Regions from separate parts of the Mus musculus genome. Here region 1 is linked to region 2. Evidence: chromatin contacts called from ENCODE Hi-C or POLR2A ChIA-PET data. All regions are on one chromosome and are shown on one strand. The core of a region is the stretch at or near the end of the contact, and the rest is flanking DNA. Distances in the headings are between cores, read along the strand shown.

Region 1 (6,010 bases), core at 2,559-5,058, 97 kb after region 2:
AGACACCCTGCCTGGCCCTGAAGCCAGTGTCCCTGGGTCTCTCTTACAAGCTCCGTGTGACTTCTGGCCTGATGGACAGTCCTTCTCCCACTGAGGCTGGGAGGAATCACGACACTGCATAGAGTCATGGTTCCCTTGCCTAATTTAGCCCTGATCTCCTGTGAGTTACTGTGTAGACAGGAGTGAATATACACAGAAAGAGACAGAAATAAAAGGAAGCAAAATTGCTTTCTTCTGTTCCTGGAAGGGTTAAAGAAATAAAAAGGAAGTTTCTAGATTTGGAAAGTAAAAGGAGGGCAGAGGAATTTTTGAAATTTCTTTCTTTCTTTTTTTTTTTTTTTTTCTTTCTCTCAACAATGCCTAGATTTTTAAGCCCTTTCTCCTGCTGGAAAATCCTAGTGTGACAATGAGAAACTGGATACCAATCTTTGTCTTCTGCACAATCCTCCGTGAGGCACCTGCTGCCGCCCCACCCCCACCCCCATTCCCTCTTCTGGACGGAGGTTCTAGCTTCCCTGCAATTACATGTGACCATGTCTCCAGGACCAAGTCCTGGATGTGAAAAGGGTCCCACCCATAGGGGAAGGTAGCATTTCCACAAGACTTCAGGGAGGGCCTCCACGGCCAAGGAAAGCCCTGGCTCAGTTGGTAGAGTGTTTGCCTAACACGCATGAGGCTCTGGGTTCAAACCCCAGCACTGTGTAAACCAGCCCTGATGGCAAACACCCTTAATCCCAGCACTTGGGAAGTAGAGGCAAGAGGAAGATCAGGGGTTCAAGGCCACTTAGTCACGAAGTGAATTCTAGGCCAGTCTGGCTACATGTGACCTGTTTCTCAAACAGGTTTCCAAAGCTAGGGTAAAAGTGCATCCCAAATTCCTAGACTGGAGAAACAGAAGCAGGAGGCTTGCTGTGACATTCTCTTGTTTGCTGACTGATGTGGAGGGCTCAGCCCACTGCGGGTGGGATCATCTCTAGGCAGGAGGGCCTGGGATGTAGAAGCTGTGGGAGCAAGCTGTGGGGCGGGTCCCTAACAGTGCTCCTCCATGACCCGTGCTTCAGGTCCTGCCTTTGGGTTCCTGCCTTGGCTTTCCTCCATGATGCACAGTCACCGCACAGGAACATGTAAGTCAGGGGACCCTTCCCTCTCTCAGCTGCTTTTGGCCATGGTGATTCTCACAGCAACAGAAGAGCAAGCTAGGACATGTCTCTGCCTGTCCTTGGCCACTTCTACCCTCAAAGTTGTCTCCTCCCATCTAGGCCAGGCCTCGACCTCCTGTCCGACCCGTCCCCACACCCACCCCTGACCTTCTCAGTTTCCCACCAAGAGCCTCATGGTCTTTGCAGAATAGGAATATAGCTTGTTTCACAGTGCCTGCCCCCACCCATGAACCCTCTCTGGCTTCTCCCTGCTCTTAGACAATGGCAACAGGTGGTGTAGCTCAGTGACATTGTTCAACATAGCCTTCAAGAGGGTCCAGGGTCCAAGCCCAGCACACACACAAACACACAAACACACACATACACAATCACACTACTTAAGCCAGCATGGTAGCATAAACCTATAGAGTTCAAGGTCAGCTTAGGTAGTATAACGAGACCTCATTAAAAGAAGGAAAGGGGGGGTGGGGGATGGAAAGATAGAGGAGTGGAGGGAGGGACAGATGGAGGGGGAGAGATGGAAGGAAGGATGGATGAGGGAGAGAGGTGGAAGAAGGAGGGATGGAGGAAGGGAGAGATGGAGGAGGGAGAGATGGAGGGGGGAGAGATGGAGGGAGGAGAGATGGAGGGAGGAGAGATGGAGGAGGGAGGAAATGACAGGAGTCCTGCCTCCAGCTGCCACTGCAGCCCCTCCTCTCCGACACCTGGGCCTCTGTGCAGCCTCTCCCATCACAAGGCCTCTCAAGCTCTGTGCTCACTGGGCTCTTCCCTGCCCACAGATCTGCCACCTGTGGGCAGATCAACCCTTTGTTGAGAACGTCCTCAGCCTTACGTTGTCTTCGAAGTATCATTTCTTCAACATGTCCTCACCTCAACCCCCACGGCCATGCATCTCCCTCTGGAGCAACCGTGTGGCTGCTCAGCACAGGCCTGTAGTTGTCTGGATCATGTCAGGTCCCCAGGGCGTCTGCACTCACTCCTCTTCCCTGTGCCCAGTGTCACTTCTCTTCAAGATGTCAGTAGAGCTGACCCTTTACCTCCGCGTATTTCTCTAAATATCATTGCCTCCTCAACTCAAACTTGCAGCATCTCTGCCTCTCTCAGCCCCACGCTCCTCCCTCAGCCCCACGCCCCTCCCTCAGCCCCACGCTCCTCCCTCAGCCCCACGCCCCTCCCTCAGCCCCACGCCCCTCCCTCAGCCCCACGCTCCTCCCTCAGCCCCACGCCCCTCCCTCAGCCTCACGCCCCTCCCTCAGCCCCACGCTCCTCCCTCAGCCCCATGCTCCTCCCTCAGCCCTACACCCCTCCCTCAGCCCCACACCCCCTATCTACCTGCTTTCTTGTTTGCTGGAGTTGCTGGAGATCGTAAATATTGATTATCAACCCCATGGCATCTGGTCTCTCCTAAGAAGCATCACCGTGTTTACCTGGCCGCTTCATTAAGTATGTAAGACCCACACTGAATGTGGGCTGCACCATCCCATGGCTGGGGGCCTGGACTGCATGCAAAGGAGCCTTCATCTCTCTCTCTCTCTGCTTCCAGATCGTGGGTGTGGTGTGGGTAGCGCCTCACCCTCCCGCCCCTACGCTGTTCTCTAGAACGAGAGGCCAGAATAAGCCCTCTCCCTGGAGTTGTTTCTTGTGTTTGTGTTTAGTCACAGCCAACATAGGTGTCCTCTTCCCTTACAAAAATGTTGCTAGGCAAGTAAAGACTGCATGCCTGCACACATGTATGCCCTGTGCAGAAGCTGAACTAAGACTCTCAGTGACATGCAACTACACAGTCAACTTCAGCCACAGTCACTGGTGGGCAGCAGAGTCCCGGGAGAGTCACCATAATCTCTCTACCTTAGCAGTTTCATCTGAAATTGTATGTATTCTGAGGGAGTTGTGTGTTCTGACACACCATTGGCATGCTTTACTGTGAATATGCGCAGTGGTGGGTGTGTGTCACAGATGCTATGGGGAGGATCAGAGGGCACATTACTGGAGTTGAATCTGTCCTTCCACCTTTAGTGGGTTCCAGGGACTGAATTCAGATCTCCAGACTTGCTTGGCAAGGCTTGTTACCACTGAGTCATCTCTCCAGCACCTACGTATTTATTTTATTTATCCTATTTAATGTGTATATTCCTCTCTAGCCTGTCAACCCTGAGGTCGGAAAGGTTTCCCCCTCTCTTCCTTACATCAAGGGGTCTAGAATAAAGCCTGGCATAGCCCGGCCACCTGATGGATCTGTGGCCAGAATAATGAGTGTAATACTTTGGGGGATTGGTTTAGTGCAATGGGCACAATTTTAGGGGGTACGTGTTTATCTATAAACATATGCACGGCTATTTACTTAGAATTGAAGACACAAAAATGTATGTATTTCCTTTAAAATGAGAATGAGGAAGAACAGTCACGGGCCCCGGCAAGTGCTTTTATAATACATTCATGACCATGGAAAAACAAACATAAACTATTATATGTCTGTCTTTCTTTTTTCGCTCAGGTTTTTTTGTTTTGTTCTGTTTTTGGAACTGGTCCCACAAAGTCATACTGCCTCCCACTCCTGCATTCTGCCTATAGACCCCGGTTGTCCCCAAAGGTGCGATGGCACAGCCAACCGGCTGCTTTAAGGATGCTCTGCGGGACCTAGCGGCGGGATGCAGCCGTGACGTCACGGCCCCGCCCCACGGGGTGATGCTGCAGCTGCCGCGGCGGGGCCGGGGGCGCCGGGCTAGGACGGAGCTGTACCCCGAAGAACCAGGAACCCAGCCTGGGAAAGGGATGCCTCCCGTCTGGACGTACAGGTACCGGGCGTTTCCTCCTGCGCCCTCTGCCCAGCTCCGCGGCTTGGCGCCGGGAGCAATGCTGCTTAGGCCCCAGGATGATACTAGTGCCCAGGCTGGGGGCTCTAGGCAGGCATGGAGACCTTTGTTCTTCTTGGATGTTTAGTGAATTAAGCTGAGAATGGAACCTCCGGGGGCGCAGCAACCGCAGGCCTAGAGGGAGAAGCAGTCTGGTAAAATTTGCACCCAGCGTCTGCTCTGTTTATTGAGCCCCAGGCCTGTTCCCGGCCACCTGGGCAGGTGTCATCAGCTTCCGGTTCACCTCCTCCCTGAGGCTGAGTCCTCTGGATGGTCAGGGGCCTTTGTAAAACATCTCCTGGGATGTCTGGGTTATGGGGAACAGCACCCTGTCATTACCTCTGTCCTGAGTCATATCGCTGAGGGTGTCATGCTAAAGCTGACACTAGAGGCGGGCAAACCTCCCCTTCATTCTCTTCTGGATAATAACCTCTCACGACCCCTGGAGTCGTTAGAACGTTTGTTTTCCTGTTCTTAGGGGGAGGAGAGTCAGGTGCTGATGAAACAAAGTCAGAGTGCTTCTAGTCGGGACTTTGGAGGCAAGTTAGCCCTGAGTAAGGAGTCAAAGTCCCGGAGATGTAGCAGAACTGGGCCCCGATTCAGTGCTCCATCCCCTTAAGAGGTTTGAACTAACAGCTCTGAGAATCTGTAGGAGGTGAAAGAGAACTGACCCTAAGGCAACCCCATGGGTGGAAAGCCCCCTCCCCCCGTTTTTTGTTTGTTTGTTTGTTTCATTTCGTTTTGTTTTGTTTAACAGAAAAGAGAAAAGAAAATGGGTTGATTCCAAGTGAGATACATTTTTTTAAGTATTCAGGTTATTGCATGTTTCTTTTTTGTTAATCAAGTGCTGTTGAAACAGCCCATAACAGGTTAGGGATGGCTCAGTGGATAAAGAAATTGCTGCCCAAGCAAGGGGACCTGAATTTGAATCCCCATGTCCCATTTAAAGCCACCAGTAGTGGTATCGTGTACCTGCAATCCTGGCAGCCCTAGGGCTGGATAGGAAGCAGAGATGGAAATCTCTTGAAGCTCCTGGGTGGGCTAGCCTGGTGTATCCTGCTGCAAGTCAGAGGTTGTGTCTCTAACTGCCCACAGAAAAGTAACTTTAAAAAAATCTGTCACAGTATAAAATTTTGTAAAGCATTTAACATTTTTTTTCTTGATTTTTCAAGACAGGGTTTCTCTGTGTAGCCCTGGCTGTCCTCGAACTCACTCTGTAGACCAGGCTGACCTTGAACTCAGAAATCTGCCTGCCTCTGCCTCCCGAGTGCTGGGATTAAAGGCATGTGCCACCACTGCCCAACTTCAAATGTAATTTTTTATTTTTAAACCTTAATTTTCACGTGTGTGTGTGTGTGTGTGTGTGTGTGTGTGTGTGTGTGTGTGTGTGTGCCAGTACCTGGGAAGCCAGAGAAGTCATCAGATCTCTAGGAGCTGAAGTTACAGGTGATTGCTGTCCACATGATGTGGGTGCTGGGAACCAAGCGTGGGGCCTCTACAAGAGCAGCAAATGCTCCTAACCTCCCAAGCTATCTCTTCAGCCCAGACAAATACATTTTTTTAATAAAAAAGGTTATTCTGGGACCAGCAATATGACTTAGCGGGTAAATGCATTTGCTACCAAGTCTGGCGACCTGAGCTCCATTCCAGGGACCCAAATGGTGCAAAGAGAACCAAATACTGCAAGCTGTCCTCCTGCTTCCACAGGTGTGTCATGGTTCGAGTATATACACACACACATGCACACACACATGTGCACACACATGCACACACATATGTAGACACATACATGTGCACACACATGCACATGCCACACGTGCACACACATGTACATATACCCACATGCATACATGTGTATACATGTACATACACACATGTACATGTCTGGCTTCCACATGTGTATAATGGTTCCTGTACACACATGCACACACACATGCACACATCATGCTTCCACAGGTGTGTCATGGTTTGTGTGTACAAACATGTATGCGTGCACAC
Region 2 (6,466 bases), core at 819-3,318:
TGAAGCCCTCCAGGGCAGGACAGGGCTCACTGGTCCGCCTGTGGACTTGCTTGCTTGCTTGGAGGTGTTCATCAGAGCCCAGTCTTGCAAAGTCTGGTCTCCGTGTCTGCTTCCTTCTACTTGTTCGTGAAGTGTTTTCCAGGTTCCTCTGTGCCGTGGCATGCGGCACAACTTCATTCCTGTCTATATTTCATCTACCCATTCATCACATGATGGACACCAGTGTTTCCATGGTAATGGCTATTCCGAGACATGCTATTCTAAGGATCAAACACGGGTTTTGTGTGAGCATATGTTTCCAGTTCTCCTGGATACGCATGCAGCCAAGAGTGGAAGGGCTCGGTCAGGTCCCAGCTGTGTTTAGCTTTGTGAGGGGCTGCCAGACCCCTTCCCACATCCACCCCCATGTTCTCCCTTCCCACTAGCAATGTCCAAGGGACATTTCTCCACATCCTCCCCCAGAACTTGTTATTATCCTTCTTCTTCTTCTTCTTCTTTTTTTTTAAATATAGGCATCCCCTTGGGTGTGCCTTCGCTTGTTTTTGTTTTTATATGGTCTGCGGACCAAAGATGACTTTTACATCTTAAAAGAATTATAAACACACATGGGCACACAGAAAGAACACGTGGCAGACTTCATAATGTGGCTCACAAAGCCTAAAATATTGACTGACTAGCCTTTTCGGGACAGCCCCTCCTGTGCTCCTCTGATCTAACCGGAAACCCATCACCAATCCTGTCCCCCACCACCTCCACCACCAACTTTTGTGTGTGAGGACAGCACTTTTGACCTAGGCTCAGGTGAAATTTCATTTCCTTGAGGAAAACTTTCTTGATTCCCTCCACACCCCCAGAAGTATTTCCCTGTGTTCTGTGGCAGCTGCTTCTGTGTAGGACTCACCCCTCCCCTCTTCCTGTATCTATCCCAAGGTCTTCATGTATCCCAGTCTGGCCTACACCTTACTCTGTAGCCAGGGTTGACCTTGAACTTTCTATCTTCCTTTCTCCAGAATGCTAGGGTACGGGCGTATATGACCACACCCTATTTATGTGATGCTGAGGATTGAACCCAGGCCTCTTGCATGCTAGGCAGGCACGCTACCAGTGGAGCCACATCCCTAGCCCCTCAAATAGAGGAGCTGAATGTACAATCGCGTGGCTCTTGATTTTGCCTGTGGACTGTCTCTGAGATCTTTAGGACAGAAACTGGCTAGGGTGGTGCTCAGTGGGGGTGCTGAGCAATACAGTACACACCTGTTGAATTAATGGAGGCACACAGGCCGCTGAGCTGCTTCTCCTCGTTTAGTTTTTGCGTCTGGGTTGTATGTATGTATGTATGCATGTTTGTTTGTTTGTTTGTGACAGGGTCCCGTGTAGCCCAGGCTAGTCTTGAACTCCCAATCCTCCTGCCTCCAACTCCAGAATCCTATGATTATATAGGCACGCACCACCATGCCCAGCTTGAGAACACAAGTTTCCTGGCCTTTGCAAAGCTCATTAGCAGCCAGAGCAGCGCACTTACATTACAAGGCCCCCGTGAGCTAGAGAAATGACTTGTTATTCAGCAGTATTTACTAGATATCTTTGTGCCCAGTGCCACAGCAAGCCACAGGCCATGATCCTGTATGGGTGTCCTGGGTATAAAAGAAAGAGTTGTTTGTGCCCGTGAGAACTGAGTCTGCCAGCCACGCTCTGAAAGTCAGGCTTGATTCAGGCCTCCCCTTCCTTTGACCTGACCAACCCTCCAGGTAACAGTGTGTGATGACTGTGGTCCCCACCCTAAGGCAGAGCAATAGCCTAGATCCCGGGACTCCTTGTAGGGTCACCTCTGAGGCAGGAGCGACCACTTGACTTGCTTTGATGGGTAAATGATGAGTTGGAATTGTACAGATCTCTTTGGGCAACGGCCCTAGGGGCCTTGCACTTTATCCTGTCCCCTTTCCCTACACTGCGAGGCTGTGGGTGGGGACTGCGTGTCTCTCTGTCTGGGCGATGCTGCCAACCAGAACCTTCTGGATCATGTTGGACAAGCTGTGTAGGGTCGGTGACCTGATTTAGCCTGTCCTGTGGGAGTTCAGCTGGGGGAAGCATCTGGGCAAGCATTATAGGAGGTGGGGCTGACCCAGGTCCAGCAGGATGGGTGAGGTGGGACAGGTCGAGGGTGAGAGTGGTGGAAGGGAGGGCCAGATAGATGGACAGACTGACTGACCGACCAACTGAGAGCTGAGGACATGCTGTCCCCTAGACATGGCGGCTGAGATGCCACCGGCAAAGGCCATTCTGTTTCTTCAGGGCGTTAAAAAAAAATGGCATTGAGAGAAAGCACCTCCCCAGGAGGCTCGCTCAACCTGAGCACTTTTTTTTGAGTTCTTGCATGAAAGGATCTGTCATGAGTTTTCACATGGTCCAGCACCAAAGCCTTTCCACTCCGTTCAACCACCCAAATGTCGAGCGCAGACTGAGAGGGCCAACAGCTGCTGTTTTGAGCAGCCCCTCCAGTAGGACCAGGGCTGGAAGTGACTCATGGTCTTATCCAAGAGTCACCTTTGACATCCGGTGACAGCATCATCACCCTGTGTTTTTGTGCCTGAAAGCCAGGTGCTACTGGAGGAAGGCAGCCTGGAATTCTTAGCAGCAGCTTGTCATCGCGTCCTCAGTGTAGGTCACACCATCACTGTCACCGATGAGGGGAGTGAGTGAGCCTGGGCTTTAGGAAGATAAGCTTTGCCCCATGCTTGCTCAGGGCCATCACCGATGTTTTACTGGGGGGAGGGGGGGCTGGCGAGAAACCAGAGGAATGCACATCCCAGCCAGGGTCCCCTGCGGCTGTCAACCACATGTGATTGATCTGGGGTGGCTGGCCTGTACAGGGGAGGCAGAACAATGGCTACACTTACCCACAGGTGACTAAGTCACATTCTTCTGGGCCAAGAAGCCCAGGTGCAGATGTTTTCCTGCAGAGTGGAGCAGAGCTGGGTTTTATGGGCTGCGAACTCCTATCAGTGAGTGATAAGAAGCCCTGGGCCATTGGCTCTTTGGTGATTGGAGAAATAGTCCACAGGCCCAGGATGTGAAATAAATGAGCATGAGTCATTCGTTCTCCAGGGCCAGGCTCCTGCAAGAACATTTATCTATTGATCTCTCTCTCTCTCTCTCTCTCTCTCTCTCTCTCTCTTACCCATCTGTCTCTCCTCTCTTTGTCTCTCTCTCCTGTCTCTGTCTCTCTATTTTCTCTGTCTTTCTGTCTCTGTGTTTCACTCTCTCTTTCCATCTGTTTTTCTTTTCCTCTCTCTGTCTCTCTCCTCTCTGTCTCTGTCTCTCTCCTTCCATCTGTCTGCCTCCTTTTCCTGTCTCTCTCTCTCTGTGTCTCTGTTTCTCTGTCTCTTTCTCTCTGTCTCTCTGTCTCTCTCTCTCTCTGTCTCTCTCTCTCTGTCTCTCTGTCTCTGTCTCTGTCTCTGTCTCTGTCTCTGTCTCTCTCTCTCTCTCTCTCTCTCTCACACACACACACACACACACACAAGGGCCTCTAAGGAAAAAGTGGAATTATCAGGAAAAAAGAATAGACCAAGCCGGGCAGTGGTGATGCATGCCTTTAATCCCAGCACTTGGGAAACAGAGGCAGGTGGATTTCTAAGTTCGAGGCCAGCCTGGTCTACAAAGTGAGTTCCAGGACAGCCAGAGCTATACAGAGAAACCCTGTCTAGAAGAAACAAAACAAAACAATAATAACAACAAAAGAATAGACCATCCCATCCCTAGTGACACAGAAAGTGACATCTGCCTGCAGAGAAGGGTGGTAGCAACTACTGTCAAAAGAAAAGATGCAAGATGTGTTGGGGGCGGGGGCACTATCTGCTTTTGTCAGCAGCCAGGGCCTTCATCACCCAGATTTCCACATGTTAGACCTTGGGTGCTAGGCACCTATCTGATACAACTTCTTGCTCCCTACCCACTACCTCCTCTGCAGCTGCAGTCACCTGCCCAGGAGGGTACTCCAGGACAAACTCCCATGTTGTGGTGGCTTGCCACCTGCTCTGACATGGTAACTGAGGGTAGTTCTGCAGGCATGCGATCATCTAACGTGTCCCAGCGGTTTTGGAGTGCCCAAGTCCAGGGGAGTTCATAAAGCGTAGTTTACAGCTGCTCATCTTCTGTCCTCCAAGAGTCAAGTCCTTCAGGTTGATTCCCACTGCCCTGGGGATGATGGTGGGCACAGGAGGGCCGGCGCTTACAGGACCTTTGTGGACTTTTCCTTCCTGAGACATTTTTTTTGTTGGTTTTTTTTGTTTGTTTGTTTGTTTTGTTTTGTTTTGTTTTTCGAGACATGGTTTCTCTGTATAGCCCTGGCTGTCCTGGAACTCACTTTGTAGACCAGGCTGGCCTCGAACTCAGAAACCCTCCTGCCTCTGCCTCCCGAGTGCTGGGATTAAAGGCATGCGCCACCAGGCCCGGCTCCTGAGACATTTTTAATAGCTAAAAGCTGCAGGTCTAAAAACCACCATCGGGAAAACAGTCTTAAGTGGTTTTATCTAATCTCGGGCCCAAGTCAATGATCAGAGTATTATGGGTAAAAATGAGTCATACGCCCTCTCATTGTCAAAGTCAGAGGGCTCCTGGCTCTGTCCCCTTCTACCCTGGTTGGGGTTCCAGGGTCCCTCAGAGCCTTAGTTGGATGCTGAGGACACTGTGCGTGTTCTTTGACTGAAGTCTCCTCTTTGATTGCACTGTGCCGCCTTTTTATCTCTTCCCTTCTCCGAGGGTGCCACCAGAAGCCAGGTGACTCCACTAGACTCCTACAGCGCAAAGAGGGTGATGTCGTGCTACCCACGGTTGGCACAAAGGGAACAGAGTTGATACTAAGAGCTGATTTCTTTTTTTTTCCTGACTGCTCATTGTAGGATGGGGAGAGAGAGAGAGAGAGAGGATTGAGAGAGAGGGAGATTGAGAGAGAGAGAGTGTCTGGCATTTCTCCCAAGCATTTCACCCACAAACCGGTTTAGGCCAGTGAGACAGGATGTTCTGCAGAGCAAAGATCATGTGACCGCCCCGTGTGAACAGACAGATGGTGTATCATTAACAAGCTAGCTTCAGGGTTGCATTTCTCTGGCTCCAGGGTGTCAGTGACCCCAGAGATTTAATTAAAAACATAAAAAAATAAATAGTGACAGAGGCCAAAGTTTCATCCTGTTTAGACTCAACATTGTAGTCATTGTGTGTGTGTTGGGGGGTGTGGGTATGTGCTCCTTCTGTTGCAGGGTCTGTGACCTGCCCAAGGGAAACAGGGTTAGTCAGGGGGCATCTGCAGGTTAGCCCCTTGGTGGGTGAGCTTCAAACAGTCACTGTGGCCAGTCACCAGCTCTCTGGCACCCTGTTTCCTAGGGAGACTGAAAGGCTGATTGGAGCTCAGAGACTGCAGAGGACCCAGCTGGTCCACACAGGAGATGGTCAGGATCCCTTTGTGCTAATCGGAAGTATCCAGGTAGGAGAAGAGGCCGTTGTATGTCAGGAGATCCCAGCCTACAGAGGATGCTTTCAGCCCAGCAGAGCCTGGCTCCTCAGCTGCTCTCCAAGCTGTCTGCTGTCAGGTCTTGAGGTTGGGCTCTGGAAGGCTGAAGCTGGAGTTGAGCCCATGAGCATCCTCTAGGCTCACCAGGAGGACATGCTGGCACGGAAACAGGCAGAGGCAGGGAGGCAGAGGGAGGTTGTGTGAGCAGGGTCATGGATTCTCCGCATGACATCTGAGGAAAATCAAATCTAGTCCTTTGGCAGGTACTGGCTTGCAGAGCCCTGTGTGACTGACACATGGGCCTAGACCACCGGCAGCAAGGGGCCAATGGAGTGTCATAAGGAGGAATTCTTTGGATGAGACACAATTAATCTTTTCCAGGTGACAATTCATTTTGTCAACTGAAGTTGCTCTTAAGGGGACACATTGAAAGGTCTTCCTATGTAGCCCAGGCTCCTCCTACCCCATGTTGCTTTAAACACTGATTTAGGATTTATTTGTAGTGTATGTGTGTGAGTATTTTGCTTGCACATAAGCACAGCACCTATGTGCAGGGTCATTGGAGCCCAGAAGAGGTCAGGAGTTACAGATGCTTAAGAGCTGCTGAGTCATGCTGGGAACTGAACCCAGGTCCTCTGGAAGAATGGTAAGTGCTCTCAACTGCTGGCCATCTCTCCAGCTCCTGCTTTCAACTGGGTGTGGAGAGATGCTCCGCAGTCAGGAGCACATGTACACCCAATCATGTGTGCACACACAAATACATATACACCCAATCATATGTGCACACACAGATACATATACACCCAATCATGTGTGCACACACACAGTCACATATACACCCAATCATGTGTGCACACACACAGACACATATACACCCAATCATGTGTGCACACACACAGACACATATACACCCAATCATGTGTGCACACACACAGACACATATACACCCAATCATGTGTG

Evidence for each region. A loop is a pair of places that touch in the nucleus more often than their neighbours do. ChIA-PET counts read pairs that join two places held with the same protein, here RNA polymerase II (POLR2A).
Region 1: a loop to region 2 is called in a map of T-helper 2 cell, with 2.5 times the contacts of the local background. The contact joins the promoter of Slc45a1 here to the enhancer-like site in region 2. A Hi-C loop is called at or near these places in 1 of 37 maps with a recorded cell type or tissue (T-helper 2 cell). POLR2A ChIA-PET finds 5 or more read pairs at or near these places in 2 of 5 experiments (both embryonic stem cell).

Annotation. Positions count from the first base shown.
Region 1 is chr4:150,649,972-150,655,981 of GRCm38, reverse strand. Slc45a1 (solute carrier family 45, member 1) reads left to right here and starts at 3,808. Exons shown (of 9, transcript NM_173774.3): 1 at 3,808-3,955.
Region 2 is chr4:150,744,838-150,751,303 of GRCm38, reverse strand. No RefSeq gene overlaps it. Among named protein-coding and RNA genes, the nearest start is that of Gm36600, 43 kb to the right of the region's middle. Within about 2 kb of position 2,068, at least 1 of the 3 ENCODE cell types and tissues checked has a DNase peak (open chromatin) inside an H3K27ac peak, as active enhancers do.